Regions from separate parts of the Homo sapiens genome. Here regions 1 and 2 are each linked to region 3. Evidence: chromatin contacts called from ENCODE Hi-C or POLR2A ChIA-PET data. All regions are on one chromosome and are shown on one strand. Each heading gives the region's core, a stretch centred on a gene start or an enhancer-like site at or near the end of the contact. The rest is flanking DNA. Distances are from core to core; before and after follow the strand shown.

What was found. Hi-C counts contacts between places; a loop is a spot of excess contacts on that map. ChIA-PET counts read pairs that join two places held with the same protein, here RNA polymerase II (POLR2A). Pooled maps may share reads with other maps.
Region 1: a loop to region 3 is called in a pooled map, with 9 times the contacts of the local background. The contact joins the promoter of PRUNE1 here to the promoter of PI4KB in region 3. A Hi-C loop is called at or near these places in 8 of 50 pooled maps. POLR2A ChIA-PET finds 5 or more read pairs at or near these places in 4 of 52 experiments (CD8-positive, alpha-beta memory T cell, HEK293, MCF 10A and 1 more).
Region 2: a loop to region 3 is called in a pooled map, with 4 times the contacts of the local background. The contact joins the promoter of CERS2 here to the promoter of PI4KB in region 3. A Hi-C loop is called at or near these places in 6 of 50 pooled maps. POLR2A ChIA-PET finds 5 or more read pairs at or near these places in 4 of 52 experiments (CD4-positive, alpha-beta T cell, MCF 10A, WTC11 and 1 more).

The regions. Positions count from the first base shown.
Region 1 is chr1:151,006,989-151,010,770 of GRCh38, reverse strand. PRUNE1 (prune exopolyphosphatase 1) reads right to left here and starts at 2,322. Exons shown (of 8, transcript NM_021222.3): 1 at 2,100-2,322. The coding sequence starts at 2,138. It also overlaps a transcript of MINDY1 not described here. RefSeq lists enhancers at 1,683-1,732, 1,388-1,928, 1,929-2,471.
Region 2 is chr1:150,972,521-150,976,808 of GRCh38, reverse strand. It overlaps CERS2 (ceramide synthase 2), which reads left to right and starts at 1,974. Exons shown (of 11, transcript NM_022075.5): 1 at 1,974-2,190. RefSeq lists silencers at 1,670-2,109, 2,130-2,619, a cis regulatory region at 2,795 and enhancers at 2,723-2,867, 2,825-3,756.
Region 3 is chr1:151,325,204-151,329,224 of GRCh38, reverse strand. It overlaps PI4KB (phosphatidylinositol 4-kinase beta), which reads left to right and starts at 1,809. Exons shown (of 12, transcript NM_001369623.2): 1 at 1,809-1,954. RefSeq lists a silencer at 1,372-1,441 and an enhancer at 1,377-2,301.

The DNA of each region.
Region 1 (3,782 bases), core at 1,073-3,572, 320 kb after region 3:
GGCAGAAGAATCGCTTGAATTCGGGAAGTGGAGGTTGCAGTGAGCCTACTCCAGCCTGGGCGACAGAGTGAGTCTATCTCAAAAAAAAAAAAAAAAAAATTAAAGCAATTTAAATTGTTGGCATCTACCAGTATGTCTTGCCATCAGTTCCCCTGTTAACCTTCCTAGAGTCTAATTTTCTCATTTCTCCAGGCCCTGGAGAGGCTATGTGATGATGCAAGCTCTAAGACACAATCTCACCTTTCACAAGTTCACAAGTTTGAAAGGAAGATCTAGATCTTGCTCCTTGGGGGATGAATGCAGGGAGAGAAAGGTCGAGATGCCAGCAGTATTGGAAAAATCAAGTATTTTTCCAGCTTCATATTGCTGTAGAGAATATACTATTCGGGCTGGGTACAGTGGCTAACACCTGTAATTCCAACACCTTGGGAAGCCAAGCCAGGGGGATTGTTTGAGTCCAGGAGTTTGAAACCAGATTGGGCAGCATGGCGAGACCCTGTCTCTATAAAAATACAAAAAATTAGCCCTGCGTGGTGGCACTGCCTATAGTCGCAGCTTTTTCGGGAGGCTGAGGTGGGAGGATCACTTGAGCCGGGGAGGTGATCACACCATTGCACTCCAGCCAGGGCAACAGAGTGAGACCCTGGCTGAAAATAAATAAACAAATACAAAATAAAAATAGAGAATATACTACTAACCTGGGGGTCGGGGGAGGCTCTGGAGGATATATGCTGGAGAGTAGATGCATGCAAAGAAATACTATTTGGTGAGGTTTCAGGTCCAAGGGCACTTTACCAAATGGTGGAAGAGACCAGTCATTTGGGTTACTGGGGGGTAAAATCCAACTGTTTAGCACTTAGAACGGTGCCCCAAAAACTCTACATTAGTCCTCCAATAAGCGCCCTGTGGTGGACTCAGAGGTAACAAAAAGGGATTGGTTCCAAATGGCCTTATGCATTGAAATAACTCCCCAAATTTGTTTTTCACAAGGAAAATGTCTATGTAATTGGTGTTAAAATGGACCTTCTCCCCAATTCAATATGAAGACAATTCATTTATTCCAGCAGCTGAGTCTGCAGCAGGAATTAGTGACTTTCAGGATTTGTTAAAGACCAGAATCTGTCCCTCAGGGGAATTTGTAGAGTTTAAGATATCTAAAAAGGAAAGCTCAGCAAGCCATCTATCTAGGTTTCTTCAGGGCAGTATAACTCAAAGTAGAGGGGCCGGGTGACCTCCTGGAGCCTGTCTCTGGTTAGCTTTTTGCTGCTAACTGGGGATAACAGCCTAATGCCTCATGACGGCTCAGCATGGCTGGGTGAGTCCAACTGAGTCAGAGAGCACCAAAAATAAGCCACAAAGCATTGAGTAGTCATATTTATGGTTTTGATTCCAAACACACTTTGTGCTTATCCCTTCCAAGTGGAGAATTTTTATGTCATTTGTGTGCGTTAAGGCCAAAGGAGAAACCTGGAGGCAAAGGAATGCTGGTTGTGGGTCAACAAATATGCCTGATGGATTTTGTATGTTTGGCTTAAAAACACTGACTTAAAGTAAAATACTGTGACTACTTCTAACCTAGAAATGAGTTCAGCCCGCCAGACAGAAACTGCCATTCGGAGGAAATAAGGCCGTGAGCACCGGTTCCCTCCACACCCCCGAGGTTCACCTGGAGGCCAGTGGGCCAAGCGAAGCCTTGGGAGCGGAGAACTCAAAGAGGGGCGGGGAGAAAAGAATAAACACACCTCGCGGGGCTAGGCTGGCGGCGGCACAGTCCTGGTTTTTTTGATGGAACTGACCAAGATGACAGCAAGCAGAGGCTCAAATGCAGGATTCAGACCCAAGACTTCTCCCCGCTCTCAGGCGGACCCCAAAGGCGGGGAGCCAAAAACCGGGAGACTGAACAAGCAGCATTCTCACGCTCCTAAACTGGCTTCTCGCTCCTCGCTCCTCATGCCCCAAAACTGATCAGGCCCCAACCCCCCTCCCCACAACTCAGTGTTCCCTCCACACGGACCGTCGAGGCTCCCCCAGATCCCACGTCTTCGTCCTTCCTGGACCCCGTGCTCCATTCCTTACAGTCACAGACAGGGATTCGTTACCTGCAGAGCAGCTCGACAACCCTGCAGGTAGTCCTCCATGATGAAGCCCAAAGTACGCCGTCGCCCCTGGTCGAGTAGAGGTGCCCCTGGTCGAGGAGAGGTTTCCCCGACGAATGCAGCCCGCCCGGGACTCAGGGACTAGAGGCCAGAGTCAGGAGGCGGGACTCGAACCCGCCACACGGCGAATCGGCCTCCGACCCCGGGAGGAACTGCGTAAGCGGGCGCTCCGGAGTCCGGCGTCGCCCCGCCCCCAGCGGCGGAGGCGGGGCTCTACGCCCAGAGGCTCCTGGGACGTCTTTCCGGCGAGGCCAAGGGGGCGTGGCGTGGGGCGACGTGGGAAACGTAGTCCCGCAACTCCGCAATGTCCCTAGCAACCGAGGGAAGGATTGTTTTCTGAGGGATCAGTCGTTCGGTAAACAAATGTGTATGTGTCACAGTAACCCATTATTGTGGCATCTGAACTTTCCCTCTCAGATCAGGCCAAGTATAACATCTTTACATATATCACACCGAGCATCTGGTGACATTTTAAATGACACTTGGCAAAACAGATCATCTTCTTTCTACAAATTCTGCCCTTTACCAAACTGACTCAGTCGCCACCAATTTTGTGGTTGTTCATGTTAGGAGAACATTAGAATAATCTTTGACCCCTCTTGTTAACACCTACAGTCTCCTGCCAACTCCTGCTGCTTCTCCCTTTGCAACTCTGTAGCCTGTTTTTTTCTACAGCCTCGGCAAATATCTTCTTCCTTTCTTGGACGGTTGTAACCTTGGCTTTTTGCTCTCTGCCACCCTAATTGTTCCAATTGCTCTTTCAGCCTTTAGAGTTGCTTGAAATTTCATCCTGTGGCGGCCCTGTACATAGAGTTTAGGGAACCCTTCAGAATGTGGAGTTAGGTTCCAACCTCCCTTAACTGCCACTTTCCAGCCGCAGAGTAGTGCAGGTACTGCAAATAAATGGACACTCATCATCAAAAATTCCCTCATTTATTTATCTATCCCTTTATTTCCTACCGTCAGCCTCACACCAGCTTTTCCTGCTTCCCCAGCTGTAAATCGAGAGGAGGTGACTGATGAGAGGCCTGCAGTGGAACCAAGATCCAGAGCACAGGCGTGTTGGATCTCCTGCCTGCTCTGCCAGTTCTTTTCTTCTTCTTCTTCTTTTTGAGACGGAGTCTTGCTCCGTCTTCAGGCTGGAGTGCAGTGGCAGGATCTTGGCTCACTGCAACCTCCACCTCCCGGGTTCAAGCGATTCTCCTGCCTCAGCCTCCCGAGTAGCTGGGACTACAGGCATGTGCCACCATGCCCTGCTAATTTTTGTATTTTTAGTAGAGATGGGGTTTCACTATGTTGGCCAGGTTGGTCTTGATCTCTTGACCTTGTGATCCGCCCGCCTTGGCTTCCCAAAGTGCTGGGATTACAGGCGTCAGCCATCGCGCCCAGAGCCTGGGGCTTCTACCACACCCTCTGCACTCTACCAGGTGCACAACCCAACCAGTTTCATTTCTAGACTTAAAAATGATACAGCAAGGACTTGGAAAGGAGCTCTCTGGAGGGCTCCAGAGGGAAAAGAGCTGGGTTTGTTTGTTTGTTTTTAACATTAATTGAGTAATACATGCAAATATCGTGCTCTTTGCTCCTGCTTCTGTGGATCCAGAGCAAAGGACTGCCATACCCAGA
Region 2 (4,288 bases), core at 725-3,224, 350 kb after region 3:
TCAGGAGTTCACGACCAGCGTGAGCGACATGGTGAAATCTCAAAAATACAAAAATTAGCCGGGCATGGTGGCGTCGCCTGTGGTCCCTGCTACTTGGGAGGCTGAGGTGGAGGATAGCTTGAGCCTGGAAGGTCGAGGCTGCAGTGACAGAGTGAGACCTCCTCTCCAAAGGAAAAAAAAAAAAAAGAAAGGAAAGAAAGATACAATGGAAGATATGCTAATAAGGGAGGGAGGAGAAAAACACAGCTGGAGGGGTTGCTGGAAACTGGGAGATCAGGCAGGCCTGGGGCTTAGAAAAGCCTAGAGAAACCCTGGGAGCTGGTTAGGGGCCACCACTCTCATCTTTCCCATGGTGTGTCAGGGCTGCGGGTCCCCCTGAAAAGAGAGGCAGAACAAACAGTTGGGTCGGACAGCCTCTACCTCCTTACCCTCCAGAAAGGGCCTGAGATGAGGGATGGGCCCTCCAACTGGATTAGTGGGGGTTGCACTCCTTCCTACGAGTACTTGACCAGATAAACGGGGAAACAAGCTACTGTCAGAGGCTCTGATTGCAACAGCATAAAAAAGGCAATACTTCATCTAGGTGAGAAATTTGACAAAAGTACCTCTCCATGGAGTAAGCTGCAGCTCTCCCTGTATAGGAGCCCTCAAATACATCTTAGTCACCACTCGTTCACGTTAGGAGTTAAGACCAGCTTTCTAGGAAAACCATGTTGCATCTTCCAACAGTAATTACTTCTGAAACAGTAATTTTACCACACGACTCAAGGGGAAAACTTTTTTTTTTTAAATTTATAAAGGAGTTGGGGGTCTCGCTATGTTGACCAGGCTGGTCTTGAACTCTGACCTCAAGTGATCTGCCCACCTCGGCCACCCAAAGTGCTGAGATTACAGGCATAAGCCACGGCGCCAGGCCAAGGGGAGAACACTTTTTTTTTTTTTTTCCTGAGACGGAGTCTCACTCTGTCGCCCAGGCTGGAGTGCAGTGGCGAGATCTCGGCTCACTGCAAACTCCACCTCCAGGGTTCAAGCGATTCTCGTGGCTCAGCCTCCCGAGTAGCTGGGATTACAAGCGCGAGCCACCGTGCCCGGCTAATTTTTGTATTTTTAGTAGAGACAGGGTTTAACCATGTTGGCCAGGGTGGTCTCGAACGCCTGACCTCAGGTGATCTGCCCGCCTCGGCCTCCCAAAGTGCTGGGATTACAGGCGTGAGCCACCGCGCCCGGCCGGAAAACACTTTTTAACACGAAATCGAATACGGATAAACGTGGTGTCATTTGAAAACTCATACATTTTACAAAACAAAAGTTGGGGTGGCTCTTTCAGACAGGGCCGCCGGGTGTGCGCAAGTTCGGGTTTGCTCTTCCTTGCCACGGGGGTAGGTCCCGTAGCACCTAGGTGGAAAGGCCGCGGCTTTTACGGCGGGGTAGGCGAGGGTCGCCCGAGTGATCGCAGGCTCCGACTGGGTCTCGAGGGTCGGCTGCTTCGGTCTGCCCTGGAGAGGTTTTCAGCTTCGGCGCGAGGCACTTGGGCAGGATCCCCGGGCTGCACCCTCCTCCGCCCGCGCCCCGTGGGGCTGGAAGTGGGAATGTGCCCACCCTGGCGGGGACCGGGGGCCGCACAGCAGTTGGGGGTGGGTGGGGGTGGGTAGGAGTAAGGGGACAGGGACACCGCCGCTCGGAGCCCGGGACCCCGCGGCATCCAGTGCGTCTGTGTCGGTCCCAGTGGGAGACCTCCCACCCCGAAAAGAGACCGAAGTGGCGGAAGGAGCCCGCACCCGCCTCCCCAGGTCGGCGGTTTCTCTAGCGCAAGGTGACGGGCGTGGACGCGGCTGTGGGGCCGGGAGCGGAGGGTTGGGGTCTGGCCTCCCGCGCCGGGGCGAAGGGGCAGCCGCAGCGCAGAGGCCCGCCCCGCCCTCCCCTCCCGTCACGCCCAGCCTCCCGGCCCTTGGGCTGCTCGCGGCCTTTTTTTCCCGGCTGGGCTCGGGCTCAGCTCGACTGGGCTCGGCGGGCGGCGGCGGCGGCGCCGGCGGCTGGCGGAGGAGGGAGGGCGAGGGCGGGCGCGGGCCGGCGGGCGGGCGGAAGAGGGAGGAGAGGCGCGGGGAGCCAGGCCTCGGGGCCTCGGAGCAACCACCCGAGCAGACGGAGTACACGGAGCAGCGGCCCCGGCCCCGCCAACGCTGCCGCCGGGTGAGTCGGGGCCCCCGCCCGGCGCCCGAGCCCCGCGCGGGGGTGGGAAGGGGCTGCGGAAAAGTTGGGAGCCCCGGGTGCCGCTTTGTCGCGGGGCCGCGGAGGGGTCGGGCTGGGAAGGCCGCGGGGCCGGGGCGAGGAGGGAGGCGGCGCTGGCGGGGGGCGCTGCGGGCGCTCATGGCGGCGGCCGCCGGGTAAGGCGGGCGCAGCGCCTCAAGGGAGCGGCCGGGGCCGGCGGGCCTGGCGCCGCGGTGTCCGCGGCAGCGCCGCCCTGAGCCGGAGAAGCTTTCCCGGGCAACAGGTAGGGCGGAAGGTGGGGACGCGGGGGCTGCGGGCGACGGGGCCGAGCCGTGGGCTTCCCTTTGTTGGGGAGTGGAGGAGCTTGGTGACCATTGGCGCGAGAGCCTCCACCCTGGCAGCGGCCCGCGGGGTTGCCCTGGCCTGGACGCGTCCTGTGGCTTGGGTGGGAGGAGAGGGGAGGGCCCTGCCCCGTTTTCTTCCTACCGGCCCACCGTGCCCACCTCGCAGGCGAGGTCAGAGCTTCCATGTGCTTAACGGGAAACAGGAAGGAGCGGCCCGGAGCGCCTGCCCCGGCCCGGTAGGGCTAAGGCATACCGTTATGAGGTGTGGATGGCTGGCAAGGGAGCTCCTGGTGGAACTGGCTTTCTGGGCCGTAGCTTGTTAATCACTAGAGGCCCGTGGCAAGTGGGTTGACTGCAGGTGTAGAGCACTCATCTTTAGCCTGCAGTTGGAGTCTCTCCCTCCCTAAGCCTAGCTCCTGGCATCAAAACCTGGTTTCAGTCACCTGAGTTGCCAGGCCCAGGTTCAGGGGGTTCTGAGGATCGTGGCGAATGCAGTGAGCCCCTGTTCCTGGAGAAGTGAGTCCGAGCAGGCCTCCAGCAGGCAGTCACCCCCATATCTGTGCTGGGGCAGGGGTGGGTGGCGGTTGCTGCCGCATACCGGAGTCGGGATGACCGCACCGGGGTGTGAGTGGCTGCACATGTAAAGGGGCTCCTAAGGGTAAGGACTTGCCTGCAGTCCTGTCCCTGAGGACCTGGCGCTGACCATACCGTGATCTGCACAGTCTGTTCCAGAGAGGGATCCTTTTCTCCCCTGGTCCCCCACTTCCCTCACTGGGGCCTCTGGCCAGATTTTCCCCTGGGAGGAAGGGCCTCCTTTTACCCCTGTCACTGGCCATAGGCTGGCTGATCCCTCACTGTGTCCTTCAACACCGCCCCAGCTGTCTCTCAAACCCACCGGCGTCTCCCTGCCCCTGGGGCCATAGTCTCATGCAGTGTTTTGGTCCGTGGAGGCCTTTGGTGGGACTTTGCAGACAAGCTGTAGGCCAGATGAGGCTGAGGACTACTGTTCTGACTGCCTCTCACCCACCTCTTTTTTACAATCTGGCTTATTTTGAGGCCCATCCTGCAGCCTGGAGGGATAACACACCTCTCATTGGCTCCATCCATGGCTTGTAGACTTCTAGTACATGACCTGCTTCTGTTGCCTGAAAGTTTTCAACAAGGAAGACTATTCAGGACTTCTTCAGTGGAAGCAGGGAGCCGGTGGGACCTTTGTCACTCCTCCCTTGTCAACAACTCCTTTCTATTTTCCTCAGTTATTCTTCCAAACTATGAGAGCCAGTCAGACTGACCACCTGGAGTCTGAGAGAATTCCTTCCTCTCAGGCCGAAACTTCTGCCTTCTCAGCCGTTTGGATCTACAAACTCCCATGGGGATCCTCTGCTCCTTTCATCCACCTAGAGGGGTCTTGTGGGGGTGTCAGTCAGAGTTGGGGCAAAGGTTGGGGCTGGACAGAGTCCTGCTCAAGTTCCTGCTAATCTAATGCCAGTTAAATCCCTGCTCTTCTGGCCCCTCTCCAGCCTGTGCCTCAGAAAGTGGCATCTGTGCCTCCAAGGCAGGTGTGTGTGAGAGAGAGCGTAGACAGATACCATGTCTCTTCATGTGTATGGGGGAGTGAAGTCTGGGTGGAAAAGTGTTTCTAGATGTGATTTTCTCCATAAGAAGTCAAGTAACTGCCCTGAAGGCCCAGGGGGCCTGGAAAAACAGGGTTGTCTCCTTACCGTGTGTACACTTCA
Region 3 (4,021 bases), core at 560-3,059:
AGCCTTCCATTCATTCATTCACCATATACTGGTGTGTGTGTGTGTGTGTGTGTGTGTGTGTGTGTGTGTATGTGTGTGTGTCCATACACATATAGGCCTTCCAAATTAACTTAAACTCCACTATGTCCCTTCAGCAATTAGGTTAGGTACCCCATTTGTTCTACTGTTGTATATACTGCATGTTTTACACAGGCATTTTCAAGCTATTACACTTTATTCTGCCTTCCAATTAAACATTGTAGCAGTGACTCTTTCATCATCTATCCTGTATGATTGTCCCAATAATTAATAATAAAGTACTATAGTAGCAACTTGTACTCTCTTGATCCTAACAAAACCCTGTAATGGGCTAATATTACTTCATCCATATGTCTTCTTTGTAGACATAGAAACTGAGGTTTAAAGAGGTTACATTAGTTATTCCAAATCAAACGGCTTGTAAGTGGCAGGGAAGATGGCATTCAAGACCCGGGCTCAAATAACTAGCCTCAATGTATTAAGTAAGGCACTAATGAGGGGCATTGCATATTAAGTAAAGCCCTAGGAAAGGCATTGAGATAGAGGTTCTGAGGACAAAGAGGGCTCTAAATCAACAATCTTAACCGAAAAATACACAAAAAACTTGCTGGGCGAGGTCGGGCCTATAATCCCAGCACTTTGGTACCTGAGGCCGGCAGATTGCTTGAGGCTAACAGTTCGAGACAAGCTTGGGCAACATAGCAAGACCCTGTCTTTACAAAACAAACAAACAAACGAAAAATACACAAAAGCAACACCAGAGGCCCATTTGCATGGCGTGTTTTTGTTTATTTGTTTGGCCTAATATGGTTTCGTTTTGTTTGGAAGAAGGGATTGTGCCCTCCAAGCCTTTGTCGTTTCACTCACCTCTCCCAACCTGGCCCTGTCCAGCCCCTCCCTGGAGGGCTGGGCATATGGATGCTGGAGGTCACAGGCTGCCCAGGCAGGTTGGTGACCTCGGAGGCAGAACCACGGCCTCGAGTCGGGCCTCTAACGGCGAAAAGACTGACGCGGTTGGACCGCGCCATTCCCGAAATGTTAAGGAGCTTAAACTCCGCATCGTCCTCCAAGATAAGTAGGAAAAGGGCAGTCAGAAAGAACGTCTTCCCCGTCCGCCGTCTTCCTGCGCGCCCTTCTAGGAACCCAGCGTCCATCCCACGGCCTGATTTACTAAGGGAGTCTTGTAGCATACGGGAGGGGGAAAAGTCATTGATTGCAATTACGGTAATTTGGTTAGTTACTCAAACGGTCGTTTACATATAACTTGCATGTTAATATACTTCTGGAAGTATGCATATGTCCATACTTCTTTAACAGGGCACCCACGGCCGCCTGCTCACCCTACTTATGCAGCAAATTTTACTTCTCTCTCGGCTTCTTTAGCCTCGCAAACGCTATCGCTTAGGTCCGCTTCTTAAATATTGGCCCCTCCTCCCACCCGTAAGCTCCTCCCTTCGCCCTCTCTCCCTCGAGAGCTTCCAAACATCTTTTCCCCGCCCCCTTTTCTATTTCTGAACAGGCATGTTCCAGGCAGCTCACCCGACTCCTTAGATTACTATGGAATCGGTAGGGTCCTGACCGCTGGGGAAGCAGGAAAGCGTATCCTGGGAAGAAAGGCTTGGCTTGGACTCCGGAGAAGAATACTACATCGAGACCTGCTGGGGAATTTTATTTTATTTTATTATTTTTTTGGTCTTGGTTGTACTGAGGGAGGAAGAAGAGGTTGTGTGGCCCGGTCGAACTTGTGGCAGCCTGAAGGCCCCCTCAGGCGGCGCCGCGGGCAGCCCCGCAGCCGGGGCCTGGTGCAGCCTCCGCGGCCGCTGTCAGGGAAGCGCAGGCGGCCAATGGAACCCGGGAGCGGTCGCTGCTGCTGAGGCGGCAGTGTCGGCAGTCCAACCGCGACTGCCCGCACCCCCTCCGCGGGGGTCCCCCAGAGGTAAGCTACTCCTCCTTCATGAGTCACCTTTGCCCTGTTGGGTGGGGGGGGGGGTCCCTCTCCCACCCTGTCCCGCACAGTCTTCCCCACCTGAGTTCGACTACGAAACTGCCCTCTTGGTGTCAGCTGCACCCCGGGTTCCTTCTCCACCCTTTCCTCTCAGGCCTGGGGTCCTCCTCCGCTTTTTGGCTTCCTCTTCTATTAGCTCCTCCCTCTGCCTCGGGGATTCCCCCCTCCCTCACTCATCCCTGTTGCCTACGTCTCGAATAATTCTTTTTTTTAAGTCATGAACCCTTTCCATATCAGACGACTCCCATAATGCCCATCCTTGTCCTTCCTCGTCGTCTCTGCCCCTGCCCCAAACCTTTTCCATGGACTCCACCTTTATCTCTTTTCCTAGTTTGCACTTTTCCTCCTATGTCCCTGTGCAACTCCAGCACTGGGTTCCCATTTCCCTGAGCTAAAGATTGCATCCCTGTCTTCCTGTGCTGCTTCTGATTCCATTACCTCACTGTCACCCACCTACCCAGCCAGCTCCTGGCTTCCAAGAATTGCCTGTTCCCTTCTCCTTAAGGGATCTCGGGCCCTTGTCATCAATCCAAAAGTACCATTTACATTCTTACTTTGAACCTAGTCCTCACTCTTCTCTGGGATGCATTATGATCCCTATAACTTTCTTTAGCTTCTCTTTCTCCCTCCTCAATCCCCCAACTTTCTAGAGGTTTCTGTCTGTAGGGGAGAGATTTGACAGTGCCCTTCCCATTCAGGATTTCCAACTTTGACACCTCCCTCGAGTTTCAGGGATTTCTCTGATCCTTGTGACATTTGTTCTGTTTTTCCCGTGGGCTTCATGTGTTCTCTGTTACACTCTTTATCTCCACATACCACTTATTTCAGGATCAACTAAACCTTGAACTAAGAAGAAAAATGTGTTGTGAGCAGGGGGAGCCTCAGCTGCCTCAGGCCGTTCAGGACAGAAGGGTGTTTCTGAAGGCCGGAGCAAGTTTTGAAGAAGTCCCTATCAGATTACACTTGGTTGACTACTCCGGAGCAGCCACTAAGAGGGATGAACAGGCCTGCGTGGAAATTGAATGAGATTGTGAGAAAACTTGTTTCAGATTATTTAATTTTAGGCTTTTGTTAAAGGAATCACAGAATAGAGTGCCTTCTCACCCCTGTCCAGATCCATGAGGAATCAGTTTATTCTTGTGGTTTACTAGAATAGTTTTGGTTGGTTCCATAAGAATTCAGGCCTGGAGTGGGGTAAGGGTATAACTGGAAAAAGGAACATGAGACAATGGAAAGAGCTTGTACATTCAGAATCGGGACTCCTGGGTTCAGCATGTGACTTCCTCACTTGACCTCTAGAGTGATCCTTTTGGAAAATGCCCACTCTCTGTAGGCATCAGTGCAGTAATAAGTTGGTAGCAGGATGTGGGTTGGGGGAAAAAATCAGATTTGGTTTATTTGTTTACAAAACATTTTGGGTTCCTCAGGCAAAAGGTATTTATTAGTAGTGGTTTAGTCATCCTGAGAATTTTCCTTCACCTTGGTCTTTCTGTCAGATGTTTCTAGTCCACAACCAGGGGTGTAAGTCATTTTGAAAGACAAGCTCCAGGCCTGCTTCCTTCATCTGCTTTGCTTTTTCCCCCAGTGCATTAAGTGGCTGATTTTCTGTCCTGTTCCTCACGTACTTGATCCATAACTCCAGATTCTATAGGTAGAAAGTATGTTTGTGGGAAAGCACTTTGAGGAAGCTGGCTGGAAAAGAGAACTTGGAGTGAACTGAGACTTAGGCAACTAGTTGCTGCCATGTCTCTCTCAGCCTGTGATAGCGAAAGGGCACGTGAGATTCCATTCATTTTCTGATTCTAGGTCTGTTTGGGAGTAGTTATGTCATCTTATCCCACTTCCTTTCTCTTCCTTGTCGTTAGTCATGGTGCAGTCTCCTCATAATTCCCCTTATTAGAAGCTTTCCTGCCAGGCGCGGTGGCTCACACCTGTAATCCCAGCATTTTGGGAGGCCGAGGCAGGCAGATCACCCGAGGTCAGGAGTTCAAGACCAGT